Regions from separate parts of the Mus musculus genome. Here region 1 is linked to region 2. Evidence: chromatin loops called from intact Hi-C (ENCODE). Cell type or tissue: left cerebral cortex. All regions are shown on one strand. Each heading gives the region's core, and the rest is flanking DNA. Links, peaks and the distances in the headings are about the cores only. Region 1 holds the start of Gm35971 (a long non-coding RNA gene). Region 2 holds the start of Cyb561 (cytochrome b-561).

What was found. Peaks named below come from ENCODE experiments on the same cell type or tissue, not always from the same donor. Only the 100,000 strongest peaks of a DNase experiment are listed, where the experiment ranks them.
Region 1: a loop joins it to region 2, with 4 times the contacts of the local background. A loop is called at or near these places in 12 of 42 quality-filtered maps.

What each region holds. Positions count from the first base shown.
Region 1 is chr11:106,016,058-106,025,645 of GRCm38, forward strand. Kcnh6 (potassium voltage-gated channel, subfamily H (eag-related), member 6) reads left to right here. Exons shown (of 13, transcript NM_001037712.2): 5 at 1,178-1,603; 6 at 2,695-3,094; 7 at 4,065-4,264; 8 at 4,434-4,686; 9 at 7,668-7,861. It overlaps Gm35971 (a long non-coding RNA gene), which reads right to left and starts at 4,683. Exons shown (of 3, transcript XR_880254.3): 1 at 4,421-4,683. In left cerebral cortex, for the core only: no CTCF peak of the experiment used is centred there; DNase peaks (open chromatin) are centred at 4,313 and 4,506; H3K4me3 peaks cover 1,145 bases; H3K27ac peaks cover 1,079 bases.
Region 2 is chr11:105,939,224-105,948,811 of GRCm38, forward strand. It overlaps Cyb561 (cytochrome b-561), which reads right to left and starts at 5,264. Exons shown (of 6, transcript NM_007805.5): 1 at 4,888-5,264. In left cerebral cortex, for the core only: a CTCF peak has its summit at 5,251; DNase peaks (open chromatin) are centred at 3,756, 4,082, 4,602, 5,065 and 1 more place; H3K4me3 peaks cover 2,044 bases; H3K27ac peaks cover 1,633 bases.

The sequences.
Region 1 (9,588 bases), core at 780-8,779, 77 kb after region 2:
GAGTCTGTGGGGATGGTCAACCCCACCACCATCCCATCCTTACTGAGACCGTGTCGGTCAGATGGTGGAGAAAGGATGAGCTAGGACAGCGGTTCTCAACCTATGGGTTGCGACCCTTGGGGGGGGGGGCGTGTCACACATCAGATATCCTGCATGTCAAATATTCACCTTATGACTTATAACAGTCACAACATTACAGTTATGAAGTACTGACAAAAGGATTTTACAGTCGGGGGTCACCACAACACAGGGAGCTGTATTAAAGAGGTGCAGCATTAGGAAGGTTGCAGACCACTGCCCTAGAAGCAGGCAGATACATCTTGTTTAACTACATTCCTATGCAGTCTGTTGTCCGTTTTACCCATGAGGGAACAGGGGATCACAGGTTACTAGGCTTGCTTCAAGGCACCAAAGAAACAAATGGCAGCCCTGGATATTTAGCCTGGAGTCTGGCTTCAAAAACACCTGCCCTTCCTGATTCCCCCAGCTGCTTTGCTTCGTGTTAGGCAGCTGGGAGTTGTCGGTTTCTGTCTTAGCAACCATCCATTGCTATAGTCTTGGAGGCACCGAGATGAGAAGAGGATGCTTCACAGATGGCAGTGACTCATGTGTGATGGAGATTTGGCTCTTTCCATGGGATGCTCTGAGAGTCGCCCCAGGGAGGAACCTCATTGGCCCTTAGGAATAAAGACTCTTCTGGAAGTGACTTGTTCCCATCAAGAATCCCAAACTTGGGTAGGGGCGTTAGCTCAATGGTAGAGAACTTGTCTGCCCTGTGTAATAAGGCCCTAGTTTTAATCCTTAGCACTAAAACTAGAACAAGCAAACAAGCAAGCAAGCAAACACCAATGGCCACCCAAAGCCTATTATAGACAACCAGCCCAGCAAGCTATCTCAACCCAGGTTTCCTTAAAACATACTCACCAGGCCTGGCCCTGCTCACCCCAAGAAGAGCTGTTTCTGGGAAAGTTTGTGAGCTACCAGAGATCAACCATGTGGCAGAGCCCCCTGCTCTCTCCCTCTGTCCTACCTCCTCCTGACATACCTGTCCCTCATGTGCCCTTCCTTTGTCCTTCTGCCTTTCATGACTGTGACAGTTCTCCTCCCTAGTCCTCCCCATAGACCGGTCTTCCTAGCAGTGGCTGTCCCCACTGACCACCCATGGCTTCCATCCCAGGTCCTGTCCCTGGGTGCAGATGTGCTGCCAGAGTACAAGCTGCAGGCACCGCGCATTCACCGAGGTACCATTCTGCACTACAGCCCCTTCAAGGCTGTATGGGACTGGCTCATCTTGCTCTTAGTCATCTATACAGCGGTCTTCACGCCCTACTCTGCTGCCTTTCTGCTTAGCGACCAGGACGACTCACAGCGTGGTACCTGCGGCTATACCTGCAGCCCGCTCACCGTGGTGGACCTCATCGTGGATATCATGTTTGTGGTGGATATTGTCATCAACTTCCGAACCACCTACGTCAACACTAATGACGAGGTGGTCAGCCACCCCCGACGAATCGCCGTCCACTATTTCAAGGGCTGGTTCCTCATTGACATGGTGGCTGCCATCCCTTTTGACTTGCTTATCTTCCGCACTGGCTCAGATGAGGTGAGCGTATGGGACCAGTGCCAGCAGCCATGCTGGCCCATCACTGATGTAGACAGCAATTGGAAGCAGAGGGGCTTCAAACATCTGCCATCTCTAGCTATATGCCTCCAGACCTGGGGACCATCCCTCTACTTAACCCACATACCTGTGGGTGATGTGAGAATGTTTCGTGCTATTCTGCCTTCGGGGTTCCCAACCACTGTCACCCCTGCCTGCCTGTCCAACAGAAGTTATTACTCCCCCAACCTTCCCCTTGAACCATTCTCAAGCCTGCTCCTTTCCCCTCCGCTCTCACTGAGCTGCCTACAGAGTAGACTTCATCCCTGCCTTGCTCCCAGGTTTTGTCCCCTCTACACAGGCAAGTCTCAGATCTCTTACCCAGCCCTGCCATTCCTCCCTCGGGACTTTCCATAGCCTTTGAAGTTAAAACCAAGATCTTCATGGATCCTCAGACCACTGGGGCAGCCATACACACCTCCCCAGACTCCTTTCTCACTGTCTGTCACCTCCCACTCTTCAGGTGCAAGGGTCATGGTTGATTTCCATATGGGCCATAGCACTTTATACCCCCATACCTCTGTGGTCCCGCACCAAAAACCTCCCTCCTCCCTCCTCCCTCCTCCCTCCTCCCTCCTCCCTCCTCCCTCCTCCCTCCTCCCTCCTCTTCTATTTGAGTATACTGTTGCTCTCTTCAGACACACCATTGCAGATGGTTGTGAGCCACCATGTGGTTGCTGGGAATTGAACTCAGGACCCTTGGAAGAGCAGTCAGTGCTCCTAACTGCTGAGCCATCTCTCCAGCCCCCTTCATTCTCAACGATGTACTCTATGCCATCTCTATGAAGCCTTCCCTGACCTGCTTCTGCAGACTTGATCTCTCCCTCCTTGCTCCCATGGGGTTTCTCTCCTAGCGACCCGAACATTGCTCTACACTTTGCCTGAGAAATCCTTGAGCTTCTTTCTTACATTTCACGGCCAAGTGCCTGCGGCTTTCCTGAGTGTTTGTGGGATGACTGTGTGATAACAAATAGAACAAACTTAAGCTTGAATATACCCTTTCGAGAGCTGACCCTGACTTTCTCTGTCCCTAGACCACCACCCTGATCGGGTTACTGAAGACGGCGCGCCTCCTACGGCTGGTGCGCGTGGCCCGGAAGCTGGACCGCTATTCTGAATACGGGGCCGCCGTACTCTTCCTGCTCATGTGTACTTTTGCGCTCATTGCGCACTGGCTGGCCTGTATCTGGTACGCCATCGGCAATGTGGAGCGACCCTACTTGGAGCCCAAGATTGGTTGGCTGGACAGCCTGGGCGCGCAGCTTGGCAAGCACTATAACGGCAGCGACCCAGCCTCGGGACCCTCTGTCCAAGACAAGTATGTCACCGCCCTCTACTTCACCTTCAGCAGCCTCACTAGTGTGGGCTTCGGCAATGTGTCACCCAACACCAACTCTGAGAAGGTCTTCTCTATCTGCGTCATGCTCATTGGCTGTGAGTGGGACTTTGGGTTATACAGGGTACTTCCCCAAAACAGCGGCATGCAGATTTGTGTATACGTGTGTACCACTCATAGACATTGCTCTAGGACAGGTCATTTACAGGACATAAAGAGCTCTTGTTTAAAAAAATTATTTTAAAAATTTAGATGGTGGTATATGCCTTTAGTTCCAGCACTTGGGAGACAGAGAGAGTTCGAGGCCAGCCTGGTCTACAGAGCTAGTTCCAGGATAGCCAGGGCTACAGAGGGGCCTTGTCTCAAAAACAACAAACAAACAAACAAACAAACAAACAAAAATAATGCAGATGGTAACAGGCCAGCCAACTCCTTTAAGCAAATCACAGAAGTTCAGGTCAAATTCTCTTAGGAGCCCAGTTTCCAGAGTAGAAGCCAAAGGTCTTAACCTGCTGGAGACCCACAGCTAGGAAGTCTCTAGCCCCAAGGTCAGCCCAGGGGTCGGCTAGAAGACCGAGAGCTCACAGTCTCTGCACAGAGCTTCCTGCCTTCCATAACACTTGCTTTCAGAACCCTAGAGATGGTGTGGAAATTTACACATTAGGTTGTCATGTTCAGAGTATTTAGAAAAACAAAAACAAGAAAAGGGGATGGGAGGGGTGATAACGAGAGAGAGAGAGAGAGAGAGAGAGAGAGAGAGAGAGAGTTAGTTTTCCCTGTATTATATTTTTGCAACTTGAAGGCGAAAACAAATCTGAATCTGAAAACAAAGCAAAACACCATCACCCTAGTTCTTTCCTCAAAAAAAGTCTAGCCTGAGTCCCGAAGAAGCCTGGGGGCACAAGCAGAGTGAGAAAGGCAGAAGGGCAGGTAGCCCAGGGGCTTTTGTCCCTTGTGTCCCATGTGCTATCACCATGGAAAAAGAGAGCCCTTCCCTGGGGTCCTGTCGAGATTAGGAGGTCAGGAGTCACCCGGGAACTCCTCCTTCTCATCTCGCCCCGCCCCCAGCACTTATGTACGCCAGCATCTTTGGCAACGTGTCGGCCATCATCCAGCGCCTGTACTCAGGCACGGCTCGCTACCACACTCAGATGCTGCGGGTCAAGGAGTTCATCCGCTTCCACCAGATCCCCAACCCACTGAGGCAGCGCCTGGAAGAGTATTTCCAGCACGCCTGGTCCTACACCAATGGCATCGACATGAACGCGGTGAGCCCTGCAGCCCTGATGGGGAGTGGGTGGGCCACCAGCTGCCTCATGCCCTAGGGGAGATCCAGAGCCCGGTGCAGTGTGCCCCCGCTCCCCACCCTTCTACCCAAACACAACACCCACAGCCCTTGCTGCGCCCGGAGAGACTCGCCATACCCCACACCCGCAGGTGCTGAAAGGCTTCCCTGAGTGCCTGCAGGCGGACATCTGCCTGCACCTGCACCGCGCTCTGTTGCAGCACTGCCCCGCCTTCCGCGGCGCCAGCAAGGGGTGCCTGCGCGCGCTCGCCGTCAAGTTCAAGACCACGCACGCGCCGCCTGGGGACACGCTGGTGCACCTGGGCGACGTGCTTTCCACTCTCTACTTCATCTCCCGCGGCTCCATCGAGATCCTGCGCGATGACGTGGTCGTGGCCATTCTAGGTGGGTCGGGTAGGGCTGACGAAGGGGCTTGAGGCTGGAGAGGCCCTACTGGGTCGCCTTCTTCCTAATGAGTATCCATAACAATGGTGTTGCTCAGATTCCTGGATGTTGCCAGGTAGTGGTGGCTCTTGTCTTCAGTCCCAGCACTCAGCAGGCTGATCTCTCTACAGAGCGAGTTCTAGGATAACCAGAGCTACACAGAGAAACCCTTTTTTGAAAAGCAAAACAAAACAAAACAACAACAGTAAAGATTTTTTAAAAAGATAAATATTAAGTTATTCATTGGGCAGGGACACCACACAGAACGCTGTGACAGCAGAGGTTACAGAACAACTTGTCTGTCCCTTCCACCTTGCAGATTCTGGCAATCACACTAGGTTGTCAGGGTTATAAAGCCCTTTAATTTACAGAGTCTTGCTGGCCTCAGAGAGTTTTAAACCCACCTCAAAGAATCCTTAATCCAGCTCTCTGCCTGTCAAGTGACCTTCAGCAAGTCACTTGACTTCAAGTCCTCTCTTCTATTTGCATCTTCCTAGCCCTTGACCCCAAGTCTCCATCTCTAACTTCAGTCATGTTGGTGGAGCCTGATCTCCATGACGGGTTCTCTCCCAGCCTGCTCTGCCCACCTTTCTCCATTACCCTGCCCTCAGTGCCTGGTTACTCGTGGCAGCTGGCTTTCTGCTTTCTTCTCACTTCACAGCCTCACCCGGGCCAGCCCCTTGCTCCTATAGCCTGAGCCTCAAGGGTCCCCAGAGATGTGTCCTAGCCCCCATTTCTCCTTAGAGCAAAACAGGCAGAGTGCTGGGAATATGGCCCAGTTGGTACAGTGCTTGTCTAAGATGCTCCGTTCATCAGGCATAGCGAGATACACTCGAAGCTAGCCTGGGCTCTACGAGAGCCTGTCAAAATAGATAGGTAGGCAGACAGATGGATGGATGGACGGACAGACAGATGGACTGATTGATTTTAAAAAGCCAAACCAAGTACAACAGATTCCAACTTGACACCATCACTTTCCCTCAAAGGCAGCCTTGTTCCCTGTCCTTCCACTGTCTGGGCTGAAGCCAACCACAGGAACAGCCTGCCAGTTTCCTGTCCTCTGCCCCCATCCAGTCACATACAGAGCGTTGTTTCCTTTACTGATAGTTATGCTTTCTGTACCAGCCTCCACTGGTCTGGCCCTCCCGGGCAGGTGTCAGGAGCTCCCTTCCTGAGGCCTCGCATCAGGCACATCCTCACTACTTCAGCCTCCCAACAGCCAAGGGTTACACATCTGCACAGATTCCTCGTCCACTCAGAACCCTTTGCTAGGTCCCTATGGGACAAAGGTAAACCCATGGTTCCACCCAATCGAGTCACCCTGTGAGTCCTGTCTCTGTCCCCTGGTACTCCGTGCCCAAGCTAGACAACTATTTCTCATCACCCCATGACTCCGCTCTTCTGTCACACTGCCATTCTGTCTCCAGAACCCATCCTGCCCCTGTCAAGGCAGATGCGGTCATTCTCCAGGCTGACCTACAGCATGGACTCCCCTGTGAGTACCTTCTCCCAAGCCACGTTACAAATGCCACCCACAGGGGACGGGTAATTAATATTAATAATTAAGAAGATGGTCCAATTTAAGTTCCAGTGAGAGACAAGAAATCCTCTCATCTTGTCCTGAGTAGAAGGAGACATTAGATCACAATTTTTCATGTGTTAAAAAGCGAAGGTCGATATCACATTACCTAGAAGATATCAATGTCGAGTTCAGAATGTCACGTGTGACCCTGGCAAGTCCCTTCTATCTCTGAGCCTCAGCCCCATCCTGTCCAGGAATGATTTTCCATCCTGTTCTCCTCTGCTGAACTATTAGTGTCCCTTGTACAGTGTTACAAGGCTGAGAAAGCTGGGCTTTCCTGGGGGCAGGAAGTGTCAAAGAAACCAAGGCCTATGGCACTTGTGACTCTGGTCTCTTTGCCCCCAGACGTGGCTATACAGGTCCTTTCCTCCTGGGGGTCTTGTCCTTCTCTTGGAATTTTATTCCTTCTGAAAGCCCTGCCTCCCTGCTCTCCTTGATCCCCTCATGGGCCAGAGCTCTTGGTTGCATCTGCTTCTAAGATACATTATTCTGTAACCTTGACAACCCAAGTACCTGCCTATTAGGGATTTGAGGGGCTCCTTGTGGGAGACTCTCATACTCATGTTTATATCCTAGTGCCAGCATAGCTCCTGGCTCTGCAAGGACCTTGTGCTTACATCAGCTAACTTGGCTGTCTACCCTGTGTCTACCCTGTGACCTCCATCTCTCCTTGTATCATGCATTGACCTACGCTGGGGCCTCTAGCTTAGAGGGATACTATCTTAAACATCACCACCTCTGCCCCTGCAAACAGTCCAGTGGAGTAGGTGACATTGTTATGCCCATCTGAGGGTTGAAGACACTCACAGACAGGGAGGTAGCTTCCCAGGGTTGCTCTGCCAGGGGCACGCTGGTTCCATGTTTGTACAATGGAGAGTAAGGAGACCAAGAAACAGAAGCTCCGGGTCCTACCTGGGAAAGCTGGGAGCTTTAGTCCTTGGATCCTCTGTCCCCTACTCCATAGTGTCAGTGGGTCAAGGGGAGCAGAAGGAAATTGAGCAAGGGACTTCTAGTGCCCCTGACTGCCTACTGTCCCCTGGCCAGAATGGGAACTGTACTGAAGGGTGTAGGCAAACCAAAGGGCCTTCTGGTGGGAGGTGGTTCTGAGAGGCTAAGACAAAAAGAGATCCTATGTTGTCGGGACAGAGCAGCTCTGGGGGAATTTTTGTGGAACTGCTGACTGGCCTCCCTCATCATGCCAGCACATGCAGTCCTGTCCTCAGACCCCCTCAGCACCAGGCCCCAGCTCGGTGGGATCTCTGAGGTGGGAGGTAGGAAGATCACAGTCAATGGGGCCCCGAGAGAAGGTCTTCATAAGGAAGCCAGACCCCGGAGGGACCACCATCCTTCTGGCTGGCAGGGAAGAATGACATCTTTGGGGAGCCTGCCAGTCTCCATGCCAGACCAGGCAAATCAAGCGCCGATGTGCGTGCCCTGACCTACTGCGACCTGCACAAGATCCATCGAGCAGACCTGCTGGAGGTGCTGGACATGTACCCCGCCTTTGCAGATACCTTCTGGAATAAGCTAGAGGTCACCTTCAACCTGCGGGACGTGAGTCTGGGCCTGTGGGGCCGGGGTTGCGATGGTTCACGGAGAGCTGGTTGTGGGTAGCACCCAGGCAGCCTGCTAAGGACTTGTTTTGCCTGGTTGAGGGACTCATCTGACCACTACCTCTTCCCTTCAACTCCTCGTGCATCCTTTGCTGGGATACTTCTGTACCCACTATGCACAAACACACCACTAACTATAGTGATGGCTCCCATTTAATGAGCAGCTACTGCGAGCTAAATCCTGGGCTTCTCTCGGGTTGTTTTAGTCCTGCCCTTGCGTGGGATTTTCTTATCGCCATTATCTAAATGAATAAACTGAGCACCGGAGAGGGTAAGTTAATTGGCCAGAGCCATATGGCTAGTAAAAGGCTGAGCCAAAATGTGGATTCAAATTGTCTGGCCTTAAAACGCAGGCTTTCACATCACAGGGCGCTAAGTTAAAAAGATGGGATCCCAGAGGACTCACGATGCCAGGCATGGGGGTGCAACTGCCTCTTAAGCTTATTACTCAGCAGTCCAGGAGAAATAAAACACCGCTCATTTAAAGAGGCAAAGCCACAAGGGCACGTAAGAGCCAATTTCCGGGGTACTCCAATGTCTTGGGGTTACTATTGCTGTGATAAAACACCATGACCAAAAACAGGTTGGGGAGAGAAGGGTTTATTTCATTACTGCTTGTAGTCCATCATCCAAGAAAGTCAGGGCAGGAACTTAAGGCAGGAACCTAGAATCAGGAGCAGATGCGGAGGCCATGGGGGATGCTACTCGCTCCCTTGTTCACATGACTTGCCCAGCCTGCTTTCATGTAGCACGCAGGACCACCAGCCCAGGGGTGGCACCCCCTGCCATGAGCTGGGTCCTCCCATGTCAATCGGGAAAACATGCCATAGGCTTTCCCTCGGTCCATCTGATGGCGGGGGGCGCTTTTTCTCAGTTGAGTTTCCCTCTTCCCAGATGACGTTAGCTTGTGACAAGTTGAGGTGAAACTAGCTATCACATCAAGTTTGCCAAGGAAGGTGGACATTACTTGTTCAATGGAAGTTCAGAGGTCTTCCTGGAGGAAGAGTCTGAAATCGGCCAGTAAGAAACACAGGGAAACACTGAACCTTGACCCCTGTCCCTCAGCTTCCAGAGAAGTGCTCTCACAGCCTAGGTGGCATACAGCTTCTAGACTGTGGGGCCAAGGTTGGTTGTCCCTCCCCATGCTGTAGCCTCTGTGACTCTCTGTTCCCTTGAACTGCATAAGAGGTCCCCCCCCCACAAAGCACCCTGCTTTGTTGGACTCACTACTGGGAGCCAGCTGGTGGCCTTTGTGTCCAGTGGATGGACACTCGGGTAGAAGGGAGATGGTTTTCATGGTCTTAATTAGCCAGAGTCAACTGTAGCCCCACAGTGCCCTGGAGTCTCATGGTACCAGAAAGGTTGTAGACAAAAATGCTACCATGGGTAGCGCTAGAGTGGACTGAAGATTCCTGACCCAGTGTTCACCAAGAGACACTTCTTACCGACTGTCCCATGCTGGGGTGTGGGCCACTAGGACAATAGAGAAAAGGCAGGCAGGGAGGAGCCCGGCTGCCATCCACCCTCAAGGCTCGCTGCTCTTAAATCTGCCTCCCAAGACTTTCCCGGGGGATTCTACTTGGTTACGTGGGCTAAGGTCATCACCTCCAGGCCTGTTGACCTGCCTGCGAGCCTCTTAGGAAAGAGTCTGCAGGAAGCTTCCAAGTT
Region 2 (9,588 bases), core at 596-8,595:
GCCTAGCACGTACATCAACACACTTCTGCCTCAGCGGTTCAGTAACTCCACACTACTGCACTGTAGGTCTCTAGCTGAGCCCCGACCTCCTGCCAGCGGGCTCTGCCGTCCTACCCTGAATATTCAGGAGACTGGTTCTCGACATTCACGGAATACGCACTACTCGGAGGCTGGTATGAACCCAGGCTAGCCCCTTTCTCAAATTCTTGACATTTTCTTTCATGCTACCCCTGTCGTGTGGGAATTCTTTCTGAAGCCCTGGCCAAGAGTAAACTCCTGTTTCTGAATTCTTGCTGCTATCCTTGTCTGTTCCCAATGTGACTGCAAAATCCCATGCCAGGTCTGTCCTCCCTCCGAGTCCCACCCCACGGACATTTCAGCCTCATCCAAGATCAGCGTCCTCTCCTCACAACATCCCAGATAACCATGGACTGCTCTGCTCCTGCCCAGGGAGTCCACTGAAGGTTACACAGCGCCGCAGGGGCTCCCTGGTCTCTGTTATCCCTTTCCTCTCGGCCATCTCTGCAGCCATACCAGACCACGCTAGCCTCTCCCTAGTCAATCTGCCTGACACACCTGGACACGCCTAGCTTTGTAAGTCATATCACCCCAGCTGCCACACCATCCTAAATTATCTTTCTGCAGCCCCACTATGTTCCCACCAGGTCCATGTGGGGGCTTCACCGCCCCTGCAGTAACAACACACCTGCTGTTATTGCGGTCCTCCTAGTGTTGCCCAGCCTCCTCCTCTGCTCCCTGCCGCCTACACTGCCTCCCAGATTCACCCCAGGGCAATGGCACCTTGCTCACTACTTTGTCCCCAAGTGCAGCTCCACCCCCTCCTCTGTCCTCAAGGCTCCCCCAAAACTTCCTTACCCTCTTGGGTTCTGCTCTAGATTAGTCCCACGATGCTCTCGAGGGAAATGTCTCCTGCCCTGCTCCTTAAAGGCAAGAAGGTCACTTCACCCTTCTCCGAGACTCTCGGGTATCCAACAGAGAAAGAATGCTGTGCCCCTGTAGTCTTCTGTCCTGCCTCCTCCTCCTCTCCAGGTCACTCCTCCCTTATTGGATTCATCTCTTTAGAGCCCGAAGCACGACAGAATCTGATTAGCTCCCCATCAGAAAGAAGAGCAAGAGCAGCCTTCTTCAGACCTCCTGGAATACAAAGGGCAGGTCTGGGATGCAGGGGTCAGGCACTTGACCAGCCACGGCCTGCTTTTTCTGTCCCAGTCAGTCTTCTCTCGAAATGGGCAGAAACCCTAGAGAAAGTCTCTTCACAAGGGAGTGAGTGAGAGGATGGCTTTACCATCCCACTGAAAATTCCTTCTGGAATTCCCTATGAAGCAAATGTCTAAGTGCTCCCTGCACCCACCCCAGAGTGAGTGAGACGGGCTCGTATGCACCAGCAGGGTGGAGACCCAACAGCCAGTGAACCCCACACCCTGAACCAAGCACTTTGTACCCTCTCTGTTTAACCCTCAACAATACTGTGGGCATAACAAGCGTGCTACCCTAATGTGACTGATGGGAAAATTAGGGCACAGAGACAATAACTAAAGTTAGGGCTCAAAGACAGTAACTAAAGGACATGCCCAAAGTTACCATCAGCAAATAGCTGCTACTCTGGCTGCTGCTCCTTATAGCGGGCAATGTTAAATGCTAGAACTCCACAGAAAAGATGTGGGCCCTGCCGGCAGGGGCTTTCAGACAAATATTAATAGTAGCTGATGTTACAACAAGGGCCATAGAGGGCAGAGCACTTGCCAGGCATACTCAAGGCCTAAATTCAGTCTCCAGCTCTGCCAAAGGTGGGGGGTAGGGAGTGGACAATAAAAACCCAAGCCATCCCTGCATGGCCCTCCCCACCAGAACAGGAGATGGGCACCTTTGGGCTCTCTCCTCTGAGTCTCCTGCTAGCAGTGTGACTCTGAACTTCCTAATGCCCAGTAACTAAGGTGGCACTGTCACACGTTCCAAACACTTAAGCCAGTCAAAGCTTTAGTGGCCCCAGATAAATAGGAGAATCTCCCTGGCCCCTGCTCATCCCCAGCACTGCCCGAGCGCCAGGCACAGGGGCTGCCTGCAGCTCTCTGGAGAAAAAGGTTCCAGGGGAGGGAGGGAGAGGCAGCATCTTCATTTCCCATCTACTCTCAGGTAGGACACCCAGACAAGCGAGGACGCCAGCCTGGGGACAGAGTGAGCCAGACTGGCCTCAGGAAATACACCCTTTGAAGGTAAGGCTACAAGGTGATGTAAGAGGCAGGAGGGGGGCATGGATGCCCCCAAGGCTCTGGACAGAGCTGCTCAACCCATAGCAAGCCTGTATCCGCGAGCTTTAGAGGACTTGTGGATTGCTCCCGTGTAAGCATGTGTTTGCATCGCAGCCCCTGGCTCTGCTCTCTCTGTAGGCTCTTCTCGCCTCTGTGTTTCCAGAGCACAACAGTAGCTCATCACCCCTCAGGCTGGAAATGGTCACTCCTGACCCTGGGTTTCCTCTGCCCCCACAGATCTGTGTTCTCTCTCCTTTTCCCTCCCTCTCCTTTCTCTCAAAACATGATCTCACAGTGTAACCCAGGCTGGCTTCTAACTAGATATCCCCCTGCCTCAGCCTCTTGACACATCGCACTATAGTTCAGAGCTTTGCAAGGAACTGGTGCTTGTGTGGCCCCTTACATGGCTACTCTCCTTCCTTTCAGTTCAGGGTGGGGTGACAGATCTCTGGGCTGTGACAGTTCAAACAGATACACCCCCAATCTCCACAGGCCACCTGCAGACTGGCTCCCACTTAATGTAATCACACGGGGACATGGCTACCCTCGGGGCTCGACCTGTGCAGAGCACCACGCTCCTTCTCCAAGCCCACTGTGTTTTATTAAAAGGCAACCAGGCCTAACCTCATTACTGGTACCAGATGCACATGCTGAACAGCCCAGGAGGCAGAGCAGAGCACAGGGAAGCAGCAAACCTGGCTTGGCCACAGCCCTCCCCATCAGCAGCAGGCTTTAACTGAGTTAGGAAAGACTGCAGTGGGGGAAGGGACTAGAGCTTTCCTTGATGGGTAAGATCCTAAGACACGATGAGACAAAAGGCAAAAAGAAGCTGAGCGGTAGCACGGGGCACCCAGGATGCGCCAGGAAGGAAGGAGGGTCAGCATCAGGTGTGCCTCTGCACCAGAACTTGCCAAGAGTTAAAAATAAAAGAGCCTGCTTCATTTCAGAATGGAAGAGCTGAACTTTAGGGGTTGAAATGGTTTATGTTTTTAATCCAGTCTGTATGTTGTCTTTACACCAGGGAAATTTGAAAAATATCATTATTTATTTTTATGGAGGAAGGGCTCCCATGAATGCCAACCACCTAAGGCATGGGAGCATTTGTGTGTTCCACTGTTTCCTACTGTGTGCCATCAGGGAGGCCTTGTCCATTCTCCAAGCTGGCCTCCTCAACTGTGGGGTCGGGGAGGAGGAGAGCGGGGTGGAGTGGGGACCTTAAGACCTACCTCATTGGACTTCGGACAACTTAAATGGAAAAAAAAAATATGCACAAGTGCTTAGCACAGTGCCTGCCACCTAGCTAGGACCTAAGCAAACAGCAGTTGAACAAAAATAACATCTCCTAAACGTCATAGTGACGTCAACGGACCCATGAAGATGACCAGATCCCTCCTGCCCCACCACCAACCCATTCATTCCCCCTATAGAGTACAAACTTCTAGAGCGAGGAAGACTGTCAAACAGTCTGCCTTTAGTTCTTGTTGCGGGGGAGGGGGCGTTAGACCAAGATCTCCCTCTGTAGGTCTGCTGGCTTTAAACGTTCAGTCTCCCTGCATCAGGCTCCCACATTCTAGGAACACAGCCTCTTGTCACCACAAGTGACCTAGGTGGTAATTTTAATGTCTGAAATTTCATATTCCCACTTGTACTCTAATTAATTGTGAGGCGATTAGAAAATGGAACGCAAGGCCTGGCATGGCCTTTAATCCCAGCATTCAGATGTCTGTAAGTTCAAGAAACCTGGGCTCTGCCTACCCAGGGACAATGGCAGGGCAGGGCATCTGTGTGCAACTCTACTTCTGGTTCCAGGAGCTCCTCCTACAAGGGGTGGGGTTGGAGCAGTCCAGTATTTTCCTCCCAGATCCAAGTGCTGAGGAGCAATCAAGGTATCTAAGGGAGGTGAGAACACTTTGCTTTTTGTTTTGTTAAGAAGCGGACAGAACTCAGGTATCGGAGATGGGGCTTTTCTTAAAGAAAATTGCCAAGACAAAAAAAGGAAGGGCAACCAAAAGTGTCTGTGACTTGTGGTGCTGCAGCGCCTGTGGAAAGGTGGTAAGGGTAAGAAGAGAAGTGACCGGAAAGGGGGAGGTGGCCTGGCTACCACTCCAGGAGTCAGAGGCGGCAGCAGATCCCTCTCTCCGAGAAGTTCCGCCCCTGAGTCACTTCCAAGGCCAAAGCACGAAGCCAGGCGTTCTGCCAGGATAGGAACTAGTTATCCTGCCCGAGGACGGTGGGATGCGGAAGAAGAGAAAGAGGATCCACCAGGCCCGCACCTGAGCGCAGGGACCGGCCGCGGGGACAGTGGGAGCTCAGTCGTGGCGAATGCAGATTGGTCCACTCCCACCCACTTTGTTCTACAGTACAGCCGCAGGCCCCTGGACTTGAATTCAAGTCACCAGCAGTCCCCATTCTAACTCGGGCAGACGCGGCCCGCGCTCCCCCGGCTGCCTTGCCGGGTGCCAGCAGCACAACACCCGCGTCAGGGGACAAGCCGGGCAGCGCCGGGTCGGTGCGGGCAGGTGCGCGCGGAAGGGCGGCTCGAAGCCCTGCCTCACCTGGCCACAGTCCCCTCCGCCCCTCCGCGCGGAACTCGGCTCCCCACCTCCCCGTCGCCTACCTTGTCCCGCCGCCGCCAGGCCTGCGCGCGTCCACGCGCCGCGCCCCGGACGCTCGGCAGGTTCCACGAGCCTCGGCGCGACGGCGTCGCCATGGAGACGGGGCGGCGGCGGGGAAGCGGTAGCGCGCGCGAGGAGGCGACGGTCACCTGCGCCGGAAGTCCCGCCAGGCGCCGGCACTCGGTAGGGCACCTCGGCTACACCGACCCGCACTCAGGACCCGAACTCCAGCAGCTTCGGGACTGGCTCCGGACTGGCTCGGGACCGGCGTGCGGGGAAGGTTAGCGGCGCGGGTTCGGCGCCCGGGTTCCCGGTCTCTAGCTTCTCGCTCGCTACTCTCCACGCCCAAACCCAGGAGGCCGCTAGGTGTCAGGCCTGGCCTGGGCCCAAGCTCAGCTCCGGGAACCCAGGGTCACCTCTTCCAGCCCTCGTGGGCGGAGATGGCACTTTACACTTTACTGGAAGGCTGGGAATAACCCTGCCCTTCCGCATCTGCACACCAGCCACATTGACCACATAGACACTGTTGTTGATACAGTTTGCCTCCCATTTTTTCCACTCCAGGATACACACACACACACACACACACACACACACACACACACAGAGAGAGAGAGAGAGAGAGAGACAGAGACACCAATCTAAGGGTAAATTGTGTCCTTCCAACTTCTCATTTAAGTCCTAGACCTGGTGTATGCCAAGGTCTGTACTTAAGACTGTTGCCAAGACCAAGGCTGGGAGCTTAGCAGATCCTGGCCCGCTATCCAGGAAATGCTACGAATAGATAAGAGCCTAGCTCAGACTTCCTACAAGCTGGGAACAAAAGGTTCTTTCCTGTTGGATGCCTGGCCAGACTCACGGAGAGGAGGAGAGAAATGGGGTATTTTACCTTGTGAGGCAAAGCATGACTGTGAAGGCAGTCCCTGGAACACCTCAGCATGCTGGGAGCTGCCCACTGGTAGAAGCCAGAATTGGGGCGGGGGCTCCTTCTTAGAGGGTGGGTATGCTGTCTAGTGTACGGTTGAGAGAGAACCAAAAACCGGAATTACCTTATGGTAACTTTTCGTCTGGCAGAAGCTAATGGGCTTTTTAAGGTAAGCAACAGCTTCCTTGGTGGTGCAGGCAATAAATACATGCTTATAAACTAAACATGGCGCTGAGCCATTTCTCATTGTTTGCTGGGTATATTTGGGCTCCTGGGAGGAAAAGGAGGGACCGATTTTGGCAGGATGGAATCTTGTTTAAGTGTTGGTCTTAAAGTGCCTTCCAAGACCCGGGGAGGCTCCTGTTGGGAGAGTCCTTTGTTGGATCATCCCCTACCTCATTCCTTCAAGTCTCCAAGCTGACTGCTTCACAGTGCATTTCCTGACCGCCAGTGTGGCAGTATGGGAAAGACTAGAGTTATGACGACCACACATACACTCACACACACTCACGATGCAGGGAGGGGGTCTCTGAGCGAAAGGCCTTAAGGAGCAAAAAAAGGCACCGAGCAGAATAAATTTTGTCCTCATAACCAGGACGCCAGACCTAAGGCAGACCCACTCCCACCTGGCACATTCTTTCTCCCCAGGGCTACCCAGTGCAGAAAGCTGAGGGGAAAACCAGGATTCCTAGTTACATTTCTATCTTAGAAATTTAGCATGAATAGATCCTAAGCGTTTCTCAAATGTAACCAGGTCTTGTGTGTGTGTGTTTGTGTGTGTGTACGTGCACACGTGTACACACGTGCATCTGTGAGAGGTATTGACTTTTCTCTGTATAACCCTGGCTGTCCTGGAACACACTCTCTGTAGACCAGGCTGTCTTCAAATTCAGAGACCTGCCTGCCTCTGCCTCCTGGGTGCTGGAATTAAAGTTGTGTGCTACCACCACCCAGCCTGGTTTTACTTTGAAGGTAAGTTTTTAGTTTTTTGTTCATTTCACCAGGGAAGCCTAGTGTAGGTGTAGCTCCCAAGTGTTTCTGGAGTCCTTAGAGTCCAGAGGAATGTGAAAAGCGATACAAGAATCCACATGCCTGAGCCAAACAAATTTATATCAGTTCCAAAAACTGGGCCCTGCCCTACAATATCCCCTGGAGAGCTCTCAGCTCAGCAGCCACGGCCACCAGCAGCAGCAAGCAGGTCCTGTGTCCACCACCCTGAGACTGAGGCAGCAGCATCCTCAGGTCCCTTCAGGTTGTGGATATACATAATGGTTACTGTGATCAAGTTGAAAATAGAACCATGAATCACTATGGAAGAAAAGCTTATCTTCCAGATACATGGTCACTGAAGGTGACCAAGACAGCAGAGACCCAGGAAGGATCAGAGCATCTACTGGAACAACCCACCATGGGGGCAAGAGCAGCAGCCAGGCAAGACACCAGCCACAGTGCTTCCAGAGCCAGCAGTAAAGACAGCCACCTGAGACCTCAGGAACACTAAGGGCAGGGGACACGGGACATCAAAGACTGAGTTGTTGCCCATCCATGGTTGATCCCAAGGTTGGTCCATTCTGAGAAAAATAAGACTTAGACAAACAGCACACTGTAATTACAGAACTCAAATGTGGAGACCAGGCGAGGTGTGCCGTCAGGCAGAGGTTTTCCTCTGCTGGGCCCTGAAGGAGCAGGACACGCGCTGGCTAGGGCCTGTGGGGAACCAGCCTTGAGCAGGAAGTGGTGGTGTTATCTACCAACTAGGGCTCTTGATCAGGTTCAGCTCCTCTGACGGTTAAAGAACCAGAAGGCAGGGAAGATCTCGAACTCCGAAAACAGGAGCAGACAGTCAGCATCCGCGGTTGAGGCTTTTTCTTTTGATTTATTGGGACCGTGGAAACACGTGCACACACAGCAAACACCCAGAGAAAAAGAGCTTCAAACAGAGAAGAGACTCTGGAAACCAGAAAATCCAGTCTCCTCTCCAGGGCTGGGGTTCCTCCTCTAAGTTAGGATTGGCCAGTTCAGAACACAGACAGGGTTGCCGATTGGCCCACAGTTGTTGTGTAAACACATCTTGAACTTGTTGGGCCAATCCATCAGCAGTTGGCCGGTGGTGGGAGAAGATGCCCACAGGGCCTTTGTTTTAAGCTGTCAGGTTTTTGTCTCGGGTCTGGAGGGTGAGGAAGAAGCTGGCCACCTTGGCAGGTCACCATCTTTATTACCAAACATGTCCCCTCTCTCTAACTGCCTACCGAGGAGTCTGTCTAACTCCTGTCCCTCAGTGTGACAGCACTGGGAGACCATGCTTTCAGGGATCACTCTACTCTTTCCTTCCTGTTCTCCTCCCCCTCTCCTCCCTTCTTCCTCCCTTCAGGAATGGGTTCACTGGGCACCTGCTGTGTGCCAGGCTTTGTTCTAGGCCCTGAAAAGAAGACAGTAAGACAGGGCCCTGCTTCCATGTAACTCCAGTGATGTGGGACAGAACAAAGATCAGAACGGAAACTTCAAATGCCATATATACACACATTCATGCGTGGGCAGATGGACGTCTACACACCAACCTAATCGGATGAATCGTAGGTGTCACGCATCAACACAGCAAGCACGAGAAGGTTATAAAGCAGGAGCCAGAGAGCAGAGGTGGCTGTCCCAAGGCCAGCGCTAAGGAAGGCTGTCTGAGGAGACTGTAGGACTGTGGCTGTGAGGAGCCTGGGGAAGGGAATTCCCAGGAAGGGCTGAGGAGAGATGTGTGCCAGGCATGTGTGAGGCTATCTGCCTGCTGCCCTGCCCTCTGCCACTCCTAGATGGAGAACTTAGCTGAGTATGCAGAGATGGGAGACAGGCATATAAACAGCTCATCAGAGAGCAGAGGTTGAAGGTACAAACTGTGTGCCTGGGTGTACTGGCTAGTTTTGTGTCAACTTGACACAGCTGGAGTTATCACAGAGAAAGGAGCTTCAGTTGAGGAAATGTCTCCATGAGATACAACTGTAGGGCATTTTCTCAATTAGTGATCAAGGGGGAAAGGCCCCTTGTGGGTGGGACCATCTCTGGGCTGGTAGTCTTGGTTCTATAAGAGCAAGCCAGGGGAAGCAAGCCAGTAAGTAACATCCCTCCATGGCCTCTGCATCAGCTCCTGCTTCCTGACCTGCTTGAGTTCCAGTCCTGACTTCCTTGGTGATGAACAGCAGTATGGAAGTGTAAGCTGAATAAACCCTTTCCTTTCCAACTTGCTTCTTGGTCGTGATGTTTGTGCAGGAATAGAAACCCTGACTAAGACACTGGGTTCCCCACAACTGCAATGTGCAGGGCACCAGGGCAATCACCATAGACCCATTAAGTGTAGCTGTGTCTAACCACATTGGCTGTGATTGGCAGGGCCCTAGCCAGACTCCCTGTAACCCAGCCCGGGCATTCCTGTGGCTAGTAATGGGGCTAACAGGAAGCCCTGGGCCTCAGCCAGCCTGATACCACCCACTCTGCAGCCTTCCCTCCAAGAAAGAAGTGAGAGGTTTGTGCCCAAGTCAGGTCCCCCATCTCCCTGCTTCCTTCCCTAGCCAGCCAGCCAGGCAGGCATCAAGCACTGAGGGCCTGCAGTGAGAACAGCAAAGGCAACACAGAAGCTGGAGCCAGGCAGAAAGCCCTGAGTGCAGAGGTGTCACACCCTCCAACAGTGTCAGCACGTGTAGGAAGGAGGAGATGCTGGTCCCAGCCTTCTGATCATCTACACCTACCAACCATAAACCTCAGGGCAGGGACTCCTGCACTTTGTCCAAAGCCT